Regions from separate parts of the Homo sapiens genome. Here region 2 is linked to region 1. A link is a contact called in ENCODE Hi-C or POLR2A ChIA-PET data. All regions are on one chromosome and are shown on one strand. Each heading gives the region's core, a stretch centred on a gene start or an enhancer-like site at or near the end of the contact. The rest is flanking DNA. Distances are from core to core; before and after follow the strand shown. Region 1 has its middle 51 kb from the start of IFNG-AS1. Region 2 has its middle 18 kb from the start of IFNG.

Evidence for each region. Hi-C counts contacts between places; a loop is a spot of excess contacts on that map. ChIA-PET counts read pairs that join two places held with the same protein, here RNA polymerase II (POLR2A). Pooled maps may share reads with other maps.
Region 2: a loop to region 1 is called in a map of naive thymus-derived CD4-positive, alpha-beta T cell, with 2.1 times the contacts of the local background. The contact joins two enhancer-like sites. A Hi-C loop is called at or near these places in 4 of 168 maps with a recorded cell type or tissue (Caco-2, mammary epithelial cell and naive thymus-derived CD4-positive, alpha-beta T cell), 10 of 37 single-sample maps with no recorded cell type and 12 of 50 pooled maps. POLR2A ChIA-PET finds 5 or more read pairs at or near these places in 2 of 52 experiments (T-cell and activated naive CD4-positive, alpha-beta T cell).

The regions. Positions count from the first base shown.
Region 1 is chr12:68,037,023-68,043,838 of GRCh38, forward strand. No RefSeq gene overlaps it. Among named protein-coding and RNA genes, the nearest start is that of IFNG-AS1, 51 kb to the left of the region's middle. RefSeq lists an enhancer at 5,185-5,434. Within about 2 kb of position 5,454, at least 4 of the 41 ENCODE cell types and tissues checked have a DNase peak (open chromatin) inside an H3K27ac peak, as active enhancers do.
Region 2 is chr12:68,174,346-68,180,725 of GRCh38, forward strand. No RefSeq gene overlaps it. Among named protein-coding and RNA genes, the nearest start is that of IFNG, 18 kb to the left of the region's middle. RefSeq lists an enhancer at 1,563-1,622. Within about 2 kb of position 1,351, at least 6 of the 41 ENCODE cell types and tissues checked have a DNase peak (open chromatin) inside an H3K27ac peak, as active enhancers do.

The DNA.
Region 1 (6,816 bases), core at 4,204-6,703:
CACACCCAGCTAATTTTTTGTATTTTTAGTAGGGATGGGGTTTCACTATGTTGGCCAGACTGATCTCAAACTCCTGACCTCGTGATCCACCCGCCTTGGCCTCCCAAAGTGCTAGGATTATAGGCATGAGCCACTGTGCCCAGCCAGATTTTAATTACTGTCACGAGACAAAGCTTAGCAGGAGAGGACAGCTGGAAACATGACAAGGAAACTACAGGTTACAACAGATTTTTTAACTCAGCCAAGCACAGTCGTGGTAGGACCTAGCTGCTACAAAGAAGACATGTTTTTGACAATATTCATGTGTATGGGCAAAAATCTCAAGGACTGTAGTTGTGACCAATTGTACAACAGTTTATTTTAGTTTCTGTTCTGTAGAAAGTGTAAACCATGCCTATAAAGGGTTTTAATGTCAATTTTTCTTTGCACCCATGCTGTTGACTGCTCAATGTAATAGTCTGATCATGATGCTAATTAGATGTGTCCTTTAAAAAACAATATGATGTGTTGTAGTACATTGGTTGGCTGACATTAATGAAAAGACCTACCTATTAACATTGATAACTAAATCTGGACTTCTCTCTATAAAGCTACCCAATTGGGTCCCACTGGCTGAACTTTATATGCTTCAGTGGTGTCTTAACAAAAGACTGCCTCTAAATTAGACTAAGTGTCTTAGAACCCTGTGGTCTAGAGAAATGAAGTGAAATGTAATAGCTGGGAGAAACAGGGCATTATACATCTTGAAAGAACTATCTTTCAAGATAAACTAGCACCCCACTCTAGCCCAGCTTCATGGCTGACTCTCAGAGCATCATATTTTCCACTGATGGGCTGAAGATTCATAAATGTAGTAAACCACTGAAAACAATTGCTTCATAAGACTTCTTTAGAAAATTCCTTATGGTACTACATCTACAATGTAGAGGGCTTGTCTTCAGCTCCCTCAACATCTCAAATTTTTTGACACATTCAGTACATGCCTGTTATGTCTTTAATCCCAGAACACATGTATTTTCCCCTTCCAGATGATTTCTTTGCAGATTTCACAATGGAGAAGAGCTGTCACAGGTGGAAGTAATCATGCTGTCACAAAGATATTACTTTTTTCTTCCAGTGCTGGAAGGCAGTCAGGAACAAGCCATGCATTAGTTTAAGAGCCATGAGATGTATAACTCCAGTTTTTTAAAGCTCATAGTAGAAAATGAAGAGGGGGCAATGGCATAGCAGGTGAATGCATTTGGGGTGTGTTACAGACCAAGCAAGAATCAATCACTTATGTCTGTCAGACCAGATGGATCTGGAAACAGTTTAATCCTCAGGGCCAATGTGATATGTTGTGATATGTGATATGTCACAATAATATGTTTTCCCCGCAGGTTTCAAGCCTGTTTAAAAAAATGTTTTTAAACTTGAAAGGAAGACAAGTGACCAATATTATAAGGTTAATGCAGAAAATAATGGTCATAGTATTTAATAAACTTCAATTTATCAAATAAACCTGTATGTCAGTCTTTCTGGCTTTAGGCCTGTTTGCATCAGAATTATCCTGGAGGATTCTTAAAACAACAAAAATAAGCACACAAACATCTATTTAATCATAAGGGAATTTTCACCTAAAATAATCTCCCCCTGTGATGTAGATTCACACTGGAGTTGAGTATAATAATTTTGCTCTCATCAAAAATAATCGGAAAGAGAGGAGCTTTGGGATATGTCATTTTGATCTAAGAAAACGTATTGGCTTTCTTGCTGCTTCTTTGGATTCTTTTTTGCATATCATCTGGCAAGTGAGCAGGTGCACAGCTCTGATAAGCAGGAAGGAACCCCCGACCCCACCACCACTGCCTCAGAGCAAATACTCAATAAATGGTCACCTCATTTCCACCCCCCTCCCTACTCCCACCCACCAGGCAAGAAAGCTTAAACCTAGTAAAATCTCTGAGTGCTCAACATGGAATGGAAAACCCAGAAGAGCAAGGTTGGAAATTGTAGCTGGGAAGTCTCAAGTTCTCTGGTTCCTCCTGGAAGAGGGCATGAAGGTGGCTTTGTGTAAATATGGGCATATTGATTTTTATTTGATGAGCCATAGAAAACTAGATAGTCCAGAAATAAATAAAGGAACTGGGAATGTTGGAATCCACAAATATTGACCATCAGTTTGGGATTGGCAGCTTCTCTCCTTCCCATCTTTATTACAAGTTATAGCGCCGTTACCTTAGATGCACACATGCTTTACAATAATGTTTTTGAAGCCAAGCCCTAGAGATTTCTCAAATATGCTTCCTATGTCTTTCTAGAGGCCCAAGCACACACCTCCCTCATTTATTGCCTCCTATTCAACTTGCGCAGCTTTTATGTGGTTTACATATAAAGCTTCTGTTTAAGATTGTGTTGTCTGGGCGCGGTGGCTCCTGCCTGTAATCCCAGCACTTTGGAAGGCCGAGGCGGGCAGATCACGAGGTCAGGAGATCGAGACCATCCTGGCTAACACAGTGAAACCCCGTATCAACTAAAAACATAAAAAATTAGCCGGGCGCGGTGGCGGGCGCCTGTAGTCCCAGCTACTCCGGAGGCTAAGGCAGGAGAATGGCGTGAACCCGGGAGGCGGAGCTTGCAGTGAGCCGAGATAGCGCCACTGCACTCCGGCCTGGGCGAAAGAGCGAGACTCCGTCTCAAAAAAAAGATTGTGTTTACAGGGTTCCACTGCACATCTCATCCAGGTTTTGAAAAATATTTAGATTTTAGGAGTTGCATTCTACTCTAAGTAACAACTCCAAACCTGCACCATATTTATTGGGTGACTTTAGGCCACAGTACCATTTTGTACAGTAAGGTATCTTCTTATGAAACAGAGAAGATATGCTTACTTCCTTACAGGATAAATAATGTGATGCTGAATAAGATAAACCTAAAGTTACTAAGAGACAAACACTGTATATTAAGTGTTATAACCACACATCAGAAGACCATTTTAGACTGTGGTTTCAGGGTGCTAGAATATTCGAACCCTGTTTGCTTAGCTGACTAATCTAACTTTTTGGTAAGACTGGTTATATTTTTTTCTGTATAGAGAAGAGGTGATGAGAGAAAGTATTCTTTAGTTTATTCATTCACAATTTTTTAAAAAGGTCACTCTGGTTACCGCATGGAGAGCAGAACTGGTGGGGAATCTGTTCATGCCTGGGGAGGCCATTTAGGCACCTGCTGCCGTCATCAAGGCAAAAGATAAATACCTAAGTTTAAAAGCAAATTTATTTTTACAAGGTATAGATGTAAACAAGTCTCATATGCATGCCCAATAGATCTACTTTGTCCTACCAAAGGAGAAGGAGGATAATGCAGATATAAACTCTAGAACAAGACTGCCTTGGTTCAAATTCCAGCTTTGTCATTGTAGGACCTTGCCTAGACAAATTACTTAATTTTTTAATCTCTGTTGTCTCATCTTTAAAAGGAGGCTAATAGTAGTATCTGCCTTATAGGATTGTCAAGAATAAAGGAGTAAGTATATATGAAGTGTTTAGAATAGTTCCTTCCAGTCAATCAATGGTAACTTTTTTTTTTTCCCCCAAGCATAAAGGATCTAAATGGGGCAATGTGGCTAATGGCCCCTAGAGGGCAGCAGAGGAATAAGAACAGAGTGGACGACAGGTTCAGAGAAAGATGTCCTGTCTGATGGAAAAACGGGGAGAAGGGCACTGTGAATCATACAAAATGGAGACTGAGCTCAGGGCCATTTATAGCCTGCTTTGGGGACGTTTTCTAATAGTTCAAATCACTTTGTAGACAAAAATCAAGGACTGGAATAAGTGTAGTAATGAGAAGGATCCAGTCATGCATCTGAGAGCATACGTCCAATAAACCTCACTCAAAAGCTAGCAAGAAAATCTTGACTGTTGGCAGGAAGCATAGCTGATACTGAGGGCTGGGGCCTGGGTGCCTTTCCACTTGGCCCTTTCCATGCGACCTGGGCTTCCTCACAGCATGGTAGCTGGGTTACAGCATGAGTGTCCCAGTGAAATCAGGCAGCAGTGGGATCACGTTTTAATGACTCAGAAAAGACATGTATCACTTCTGCCATATTTTAATAGTTAAAAGTCTAACAAAAGCCCTCTTAGTTCCAAGGGGATAGGACACAGACTCCAACTCTTGATGAGGGAGTAGCAAGTTTCTGGAAAACTATATTAACAGGAAATACTGTAGTCATTTCCATAAAATACAATCGGTCACAAAGTGCTTTCCTAGAAGTTCATACTGGATTCTTTCTGCCTCATTTTCACATACAAAGCATCAGCAAATCCTGACAGACTGGGCTGCAAAATACATCCCAAACCTGATCTGATCTCACCATCTCCACTGCTCCCACCCTCGTCCAACCCAACATGTTTCTCTACCTGGATCACAGCAAAGTCTACTGAGAGGTTCCTCATCTCCAATTTAAAACCCCATAATCTACTATTTATAGGGCAGCCAGTGAGAACTTTGAAAAAATGTAAGTCTAAGCCTATCATCACTGCTCATCTTAGAACTATCCAATGGCTTTCAATTATGCTTAGAATAAAAGCTAAACTCCTAATGGTGGCCCACAAGAACCTCCATATTTTGGCCCTATTTATCTGTCTCATTTCATCTTCAGGCTTCTTTCCACCACACTCTGACCTTCTTCCTCTCACTTTAGCTCCTGGGTATGTTTTCAACTCAGGCACCTCTGATCCCAAATCTCTTCATATTACACTGTTCCATGATTCAAATCTGCTTGAACCTTCCCAGACCACTCAATATAAATGAGCATCAGTCCCATCACCGTCTATTCCTTAACCCTCCTTTATTTTCCTTAATGTACTTATCACTGTCTGAACTTACACTGTGTATGCATTTGAGTCCTTGTTCATAGTCTGCGTCTCCCTCTAGAATATTAACACTTTATGGGCAGGGCTTTGTTTACTGCTTTATTAACAGTGCTTAGGTCCACTCAATAGTTAAGTTGAATATTGAATAAAGAATAAAAGAAGAAACAAAACAAACAGTATAGCCTTTCAAATCAGTGGTGGTGTAAACGAAGATCTATTATCACTGTCATGAAAACATGTTTGTGTTCTTTACTAGATCTGGGCTATCCTTTCTTAGTGTCCTGTGGTTTCATGGACTAGTTTAGGAATGGTTGGTTGTTTCTAATGTGTAGCACTTAAGAAACTTTCAGCTTGAGCCTAAGTGTTTCCAGTGCTGAGGTTCAGTCATGTCTGGGCATGTTTGGTGAGGTGGTGGTGACAGGCCTCAAATAATTCAATTCTAATGAAATATTTGGCTTTAAGTGGATGAGGAGGAAAGGTACTGTGGCTTTGGCGTGGGTGTAGTTGGGGGTAGGTATAGAGGAGAGGAAGAGAACCCGAGGACAGCGATGTTCAAGTGAACATGTTATCACTCGTCTGGGCTTCTCAACACAATTGAACACACTTCCTATATTTGGAGAATTCCCCACCTCCTCTGCAGCCAGTACACTGGTCTGTGACACAGACCCAGACAATCACGTGCACCTCAGCAAGTTTTCTAATCACAAGCATGTATTGCAAAGAAACAAGTGCCACCTAGAGCCCACTCTGGTGAGAATGGCAGCTGGTGAATTCAGTTACTAGAGGGAGGGATGGCTAAGGTCACACCACGAGCTAGTACCAGCAGGAGTCTGTGCCTGGTGGAGTCAGCAGTTATTCCCACCTGGTCTGTTCTTTACTGTGACTCTGAGAATTGGTGCTGGCTGGGAAGCCTCCCAGCCTGCTTTCCGGCCTCCTGGGAAATCTTATATTCTTTAATAAATTCCTTTTCTGCTACTACTAGATTTTAATTGGTGACAACTGAGAACTCTGACAGAAAAAGATGGGGTGTTTAATTCCAGTCTACTTCACTGATTAGGCCTGACACCTAGGGAGAAAAGATGTAGAAGCCAAAATGTCAGGAATTATTTTAATAAGCAATTTTGTAAGACTTGGAGTTTGAACAGCGGTACTTTGCTCCCCAGGCAACAAAGTTCTGCATCAAGCTGGAAAATGAACACTTGCCCACTTTTCCCTGAAATACAGCAGGGTCCTGGCTCCATGGAAGCTCTGGTGAAATCGTCTTCAAACATCTTTTAGAAGGCTGAATACTTTTCCATTGAGATACACAGGACCCTTTATAAAACAGATGAAAATGGACTGCTTTGGTCAACGTGACACTTGGAGCCCCTAAAGCCAGGATGGCCTCATAAACCCCTCAGTGGTGAGGCTCAGTGGCAGTGCCTGGCTGCAGGCTCCCCAAGTCTGTGACACCCAGCAGGAGAGGGACAATCTCCTGAGACGACACCTGAGAGATGCATGCCAGGAAGGTAGCAGGTGCCATATGAGCAGATTTATCTCTGAGCATATGCCCTGATGGCTCCAAAAAGGCTGGTGGGGAGGCAACTTTGCAAGGACTTTGGGCTTTGTTTCAGGAATGAAGACAATTAACCACAGGATTTGAATATTCTGTAATTAATGTATTTTCTAACATAATCTAGTGAAGCCTGGGGAATTTTTAGTTGCATACCTCTTTACTCAACTATGTCTTAGCAGTGGTACATTATGCATATTCAAGTCATTGAAGTTGCCTAAACTTTAGTAAACTTGCTTATTCATTCTGTTGCTCATTAATTTCTCCCAGCCTTGTGGGAGAGCAACTAAAGTTAATCATCACTACCTCTCCACCTGGCTCTCCAAGGGTTGTCAGTGCCTATCCCCCACCCTTCATTCATCTCTCAACACCTCCCAGAGAGCTCCGGACATCTCTGGCATAATGTTCTGA
Region 2 (6,380 bases), core at 101-2,600, 130 kb after region 1:
GAATGAGAGAAAATTTTTGCAATCTAGCCATCTGATAAAGGTCTGATATCCAGAGTCTACAAAGAAGTTAAACAAATTTACATTAAAAAAAAACTCAACCCCATTAAAAAGTAGGCAAAGGATATGAACAGACACTTCTCAAAAGAAGACATGCATGCAGCCAACAAACATGAAAAAAGCTCAACATTACTGGTCATTAGAGAAACGTAAATCAAAATAATAATCAGATACCATCTCATACCGGTCAGAATGGTGATTATTAAAAAGTCAAGAAAAAATGATGCTGGTGAGGTTGCAGAGAAAAAGGAATGCTTTTAGATGGTTAGTGGGAATGTAAATTAGTTCAACCATTGTGGAAGACAGTGTAGCAATTCCTCAAAGATTTAGAAACAGAAATACCATTTGAACCAGCAATCCCATTATTGGGTGTATACCCAAAGGAATATAAATCGTTCTATTATAAAAACACATGCACACATATGTTCATTGTAGCACTATTCAAAATAACAAAGACATGGAATCAACCCACATGCCCATCAATGATAGACTGGATAAAGAAAATGTGGTATAAATATACACCATGGAATACTATGCAGCCATAAAAAGGAATGAGATCATGTCCTTTGCAAGAACATGGATGGAACTGTAAGCTGTTATCCTCAGCAAACTAACACAGGAGCAGAAAACCAAACACCACATGTTCTCACTCACAAGTGGAAGCTGAACGATGAGATCACATGGACACATGGGGGGAACAATACGCACTGAGGCCTGTTGGGGAAGTGGGGTGAGGAAGAGCATCAGGAAGAATAGCAAATGGATGCTGGGCTTAATATCTAGGTGATGGGTTGATCTGTGCAGCAAATCAGCATAGCACACATTTACCTATGTAACAAACCTGTACATCCTGTGCGTGTACCCCAGAACTTAAAATAAAAATTGATGGAATAAAAAAGATTAGGCATCCCAAAACTTAATGATATATAACTTGTCCTATTTGAAAATTAGAAACATCATTTGCTAATTAGAATCATAGATCATGACTTATATGCTGGTCATATTTATGGTTGCATTAGGAATCCTATCAACCACAAAAAAAGTATGCCCTGCACTCTGTCTTTTTTTTCCTAAAAAGAAAAATAAAGCCAATCACAAGAGGGAAAATCTAAATGACATTTCACAAAGTGTTCAATCTATGCTTCCATTAGGAAAGTGAAAGAACCCAAGAATGGGAAATATTTCTTGTCACCCCAGGTGAATTTGAAGAAGTATTTTTCTGGTTGGCTTTTTCAGCAAGACTAACAACATTCTGTTCTATTGGCCTGTGGTCAGGGGTTTCCCCCAAGGTGCCTTCCATCTCTCGGCAAAGAGCAGTAACTTGGTGGGTTGTTTTCTTCTTAGTCACCTGATAGGATTTCCCAGGACAGAGGTGTCAAGCCAATTCTGACCTAACTTCCCATGTCCTTCCTGTGGGTCACCCTGAGAAAAAAGGAAATCGCTCTTCTCCCCCACCTGGTGCTGATGTCATTCCTCTCTTCAGCCCAGCGTCTCAATGCACTCAGGGACGCTTCTGCCTCTGCAAAGAGCAAAGGCTTCAAGTGATGGCCTTGCATGGTAGCATTCTCTATCACAGAGTCAGGAAGCTCTTAGACTTCCTTTTATTTGAAGAACTGCAAGGAAACCACCTGCAGAGCTCCCAAGACCTCAAGAGTTTGTTTTGCACCTTCGCTCTTCTGAGGTAATCACACCTGCTGCCACAGCTTCAATAGCTGAAGCCAAGGAGTAAAAATTGCACCAACATCTATAAATCCATATGAAGCTGAGTGGTCTGAATAACCTTACCAGATGTTTTTCTCATAGAAGAAAAAAAGTCCAAGTTATCCTCATGTGCTTTTCTTCCTCACTAGGTTTTAAGGTCCTAGAGAGTATACACTGCCTCTTAGTCTTCTTCATCTATCTCAAAGTGCCTGGCTGAGTGCTTTACATGAAGTATCCAATAATTCTTGACCATCAGACCTGGGGGGTGGAACCAGCAGGGCCATTTAGCCAGGGCTGCAAGCCCAAACAGATCTCTATTCTTCAGCTGCAAGTTAGTGCCCAAGCCACATAGGGAATAGGATGATACCTCATTACACATGCTGATGTTAGCTTTAAACTATGCCTGCCCTCTGTTTTCCTAAAAGCTGTGTTACTGCCAATCTCAAAAGCTGCTGTTCATAGTCATTCACTGTTGGACATTAATGACAAATCACTTTCATGAACTGACATCCATTTAAAGGGATTTTTTAAAAATGTGTTTATCTCATAACTGCTCCTGTTTATATGAGGATCCTGTCTTCTTTGAGATTATAATGACAACAAATGTTATTCGTTTTCTGCACTATTCATATAAACAACATAACTGGGCATAATACTTTCATGATATCATGTCATTACTAATAAATCACCTTTTTAAAACATCTCTATGATAGTATCATGGTTAACAAACAGCACAGACAAAGGAGCAAGACTGAGTTTGAGTCCAGGCTCCATCTTTTACCAGCTGTGTAAACTGTGTGAATCTAGGCAAGCTCCTTAAAGTCTCTGGACTCTACTTCACAGGTTTTTTGTGGGATTCAAATGAGTTATATGTGCAGCTCTTGGAATAATACTTGGCATATAGCAAGCACAATGTGTGCTCATCATTTTTATTTCCATTTTATGGGTTTTTTTCCCTTGTAACCTGATTTAGAAGTTGTATTTGTACATTTCTTCATGTTTAACGTATTTGTTCAGGTTAAATTGAAATATTTTACATATAGAAACTGAGGTTGGGTTACCTCAGAAACAGAGCTTGAGACAAGGATTTTTTTTTTTTTTTTTTTTTTTTGGTGGTGATTCTAGGAAGCACCAGTAGAAAAGAGGCAAAGAGATTCAGGGAAGGGAAGGAAGTCAGTTCAGGGTGGTTCCCAAAGGGAGCTACTGTAGTCAACTGAGACTCAGCCCACTATAGACCTCTGGGTGATGGTGTAGCCCATACCCCAAAGTTATCCTGCCCAAGGGACGAAGAAGTTGGGGTATCTATCCTGCGACTATCTTTAGCACTGTCTGAGCACTGCTCCCAGGGCATTAAACCCCTAGCTCTTCCAGTCTTCCTCATGTGAAAATAGAAAGAAGCCCTTAGGCCAAGAATAGTGAACTGTTACAGTCACAGGCAGAGGGTAAGAAGAGAGAGGGAGGCTGCTGAGAGGATGTTGGCAAGGCAGGTAGTATCTGCTATGAGAAGTTATTAATTATTCCCTCATATTTTTTTTCAGTTTTTATTACATCCTTTATTTTTCGGCATTAGTGTCAGTATACCAACAAGTTGCATTTGCCAGGACTTTTGTGGTGACAAGTGACGAAAATTCCAGTCACACTATTTTGATCAAAGAAAGGATCTCAGAGACAGGTACTCAAGTGTTGACAGGATTTGTCTCTCTAGCTGTCACTTCTGCTTCTCTTTGTGAGACAATGTCAATCCTGCCTCCCACAGAGCAGCATTCACCAGCTGGAAGGTAAGTTAGCCATTAAGGCATTTAATTGAAACACTGCACTAATTCATCAAATACTTGCTGAGCTACATATTTATATCATCAGGGAAATGCAAATTAAAACAACAAGATACCCACACACCCATTATGAAATGGCAAAAATCTGGAACACTGACAACACCAAATGCTGGCTGAGACGTGGAGCATCAGGAACTCTGACTGAAGGTACAGCCACTTTGGAAGACAGTTTTGCAGTTTCTTATAAAACTAACCTTACTCTCACTATACCAGCCACCAATCACAACATTCCTTTGTATTTACCCAAAGGAGTTGAAGTCTTATGTCCACACAAAAATCTGCACACAGATGTTTATAGTAGTTTTATTCATAGTTACAAAAACTTGGAAGTAACCATGATATCCTTCAGCAGATGAATGGTTTCATAACTGTGGTGTATCCATACAGTGGAATGTTATTCAGCCTAAAAAGAAGTGAGCTGTCAAGCAATAAAAAGACATGGAGGAACCTTCAATACATATCACTAAGTGAGAGAAACCAGTCTGAAGAGACTACACACTGCATGATTCAACCATATGACAGTCTGAAAAAGAAAGATCAGTGATTGCCAGAGGTTGGCAAGAGGAATGAAAAGGTGAACACAGAGCATTCTTAGGACATGCAAACACTTTGTGTGGGACTCAGAATGAGAGATACACATTCTGCCTTTGTTCAAACCCATAGAAGTTTCAACACTGAGAGTGCAAACCATGGACTTTGGATGATGATGATGCCATTGTAGGTTCATCAGTGGTAACGAGCGTACCTCTCTCATGGGAGATGTTGATTATGGGGAGAGGCTGTATATGTGTAGGGGACAGAGGGCATACGGAAAATCTCTGTACCCTCCTTTTAATTTTGCTGTGAACCTAAAAGTGCTCAAAAAAAATAAAGCCTATTAAAAAATACTTGTTGATGTGCAAGACATTCTTCTAGGCACTGAAGAAACAGCAAGAACTAACAAAAAAGGGACAAAACTCCTGTCCCCATGGGCCTTACATTGTAGTGGAGAAGATTAACATAAACAAACATGTAATTGTGTAATACAATGTCAGGTTGTGATTATGATTTGAAAAAGGAAAGCAGGAGAATGGAATAGTGCTATTTTAGATAGGGGGGTTGGGGAAGACTTTTCTGAGGAAAGAACATTTGAGCAGAGACCTGACTGAAGGTGGTGAGGGAGTCATGGACACGACTGGGAACCATGTCCCAGGCAGAGAAGAGCCAAATGGAAAAAGTCAAGACAGACGCCCCTTCAGCGAGGGCTGAGTCATAGCAGGGGTCATGTGTCTGGACCTGAGGAGCAGGCAGTGGGGTTGGAAAGATAACCAGGGGCCAGATCATGCCCCCAGAAAGCATTTTGGGTTTTATTCTAGAGGAAATGGGGTACTCTCTACTGGGTTTTGAACAAGAGAGTGACATGATCTGAGATATATTTTAATGGGATCACTGTGGTCAGCAAATGGAAATTTGGCTCTAATGGGACAAGGGCAGAAACTGAGAGGCCAATTTAGGAGGCTTCTGTACTCATCCAGGAAAATCCAACTGTGGGGCTCCAACAGTTCAAATGAATTCCCACCCAAAGAGTCAGAAAAAATATGGCAACACGCCCCCTCACAAATCATGTGTACCATATAAGCCAGCTTCTATAGAGGAAGGAAAGGTACTGGATGGACAAATAACAGGGCCCATCACATAGTTGTAATTTACAAATTACCTCACAAAAAGTGGTTATTTAAAATTTAGACACACTCCATCAGGATCATATGTCATCATTCATGTACAAATGAAGCATGTCATTAGAGCTTTGAAATTTCTGTTTTTAAAGATAGGAATGTAACTTTGTCCTAAAATAAAAATAAAATGAAAATATTGCTTTGATGAAAGCTTTATTATCATTTAAATGCACCTGCTAAAATTTAATATAACCCAGTAAATAAAAATGTATAGCAATTCTCAGAGTCAAACAAACAAAAACTGAGCTTATTATTAGTCATACTGAAAAAGAAGCTCAAAATTAGAGTTTTTTCATTGATACCCAACTAACATGCCAAAACTCAAAGAGTTGAAAAGCACTCCTGAAGGTAAATATACCCTTCTATAACCGTTATCAAATAAGACATAATTGTCTATATATTTGTCCATCTTATCCTTCCAACTTCATTTCACACTCCAGTTTTATTTGTTTGTCGAACACTAATTGTCTTTTTTTTCTCATCAGCCCTAACATATTGTAAAGTTCCATTTGTAACTACTTTAATATCCACATTATCATGCATCTTTCAGTAAAGTAAAAAATTGTCCAAGTTTCTCCATTCTCAGAGTTTTGTTTTTTGGTTTTTTTTTTTTTTGTTTGTTTGTTTTTGAGACGGAGTCTCACTCTGTCGCCCAGGCTGGAGTGCAGTGGCGCGATCTCGGCTCACTGCAAGCTCCGCCTCCCGGGTTCATGCCATTTTCCTGCCTCAGCCTCCCGAGTAGCTGGGACTACAGGCGCCCGCCACCGCGCCCGGCTAATTTTTTGTATTTTTAGTGGAGACGGGGTTTCACCGTGTTAGCCGGGATGGTCTCGATCTCCTGACCTCGTGATCCGCCCACCTTGGCCTCCCAAAGTGCTGGGATTACAGGCGTGAGCCACCGCACCCGGCCCATTCTCACAGTTTTACTACTTCTGTATGCTGACAGCCTGTCCATCTCTACCTCTAGGACAGACCTCTCTCCAGAACCTCTGATCCACCCAGCCCACTGCGGTGTAGACGGCCTAGAGCAGGTGTTATCTTGCTTAAGACTCCTTTGTTTAGAAGAATTACAAAT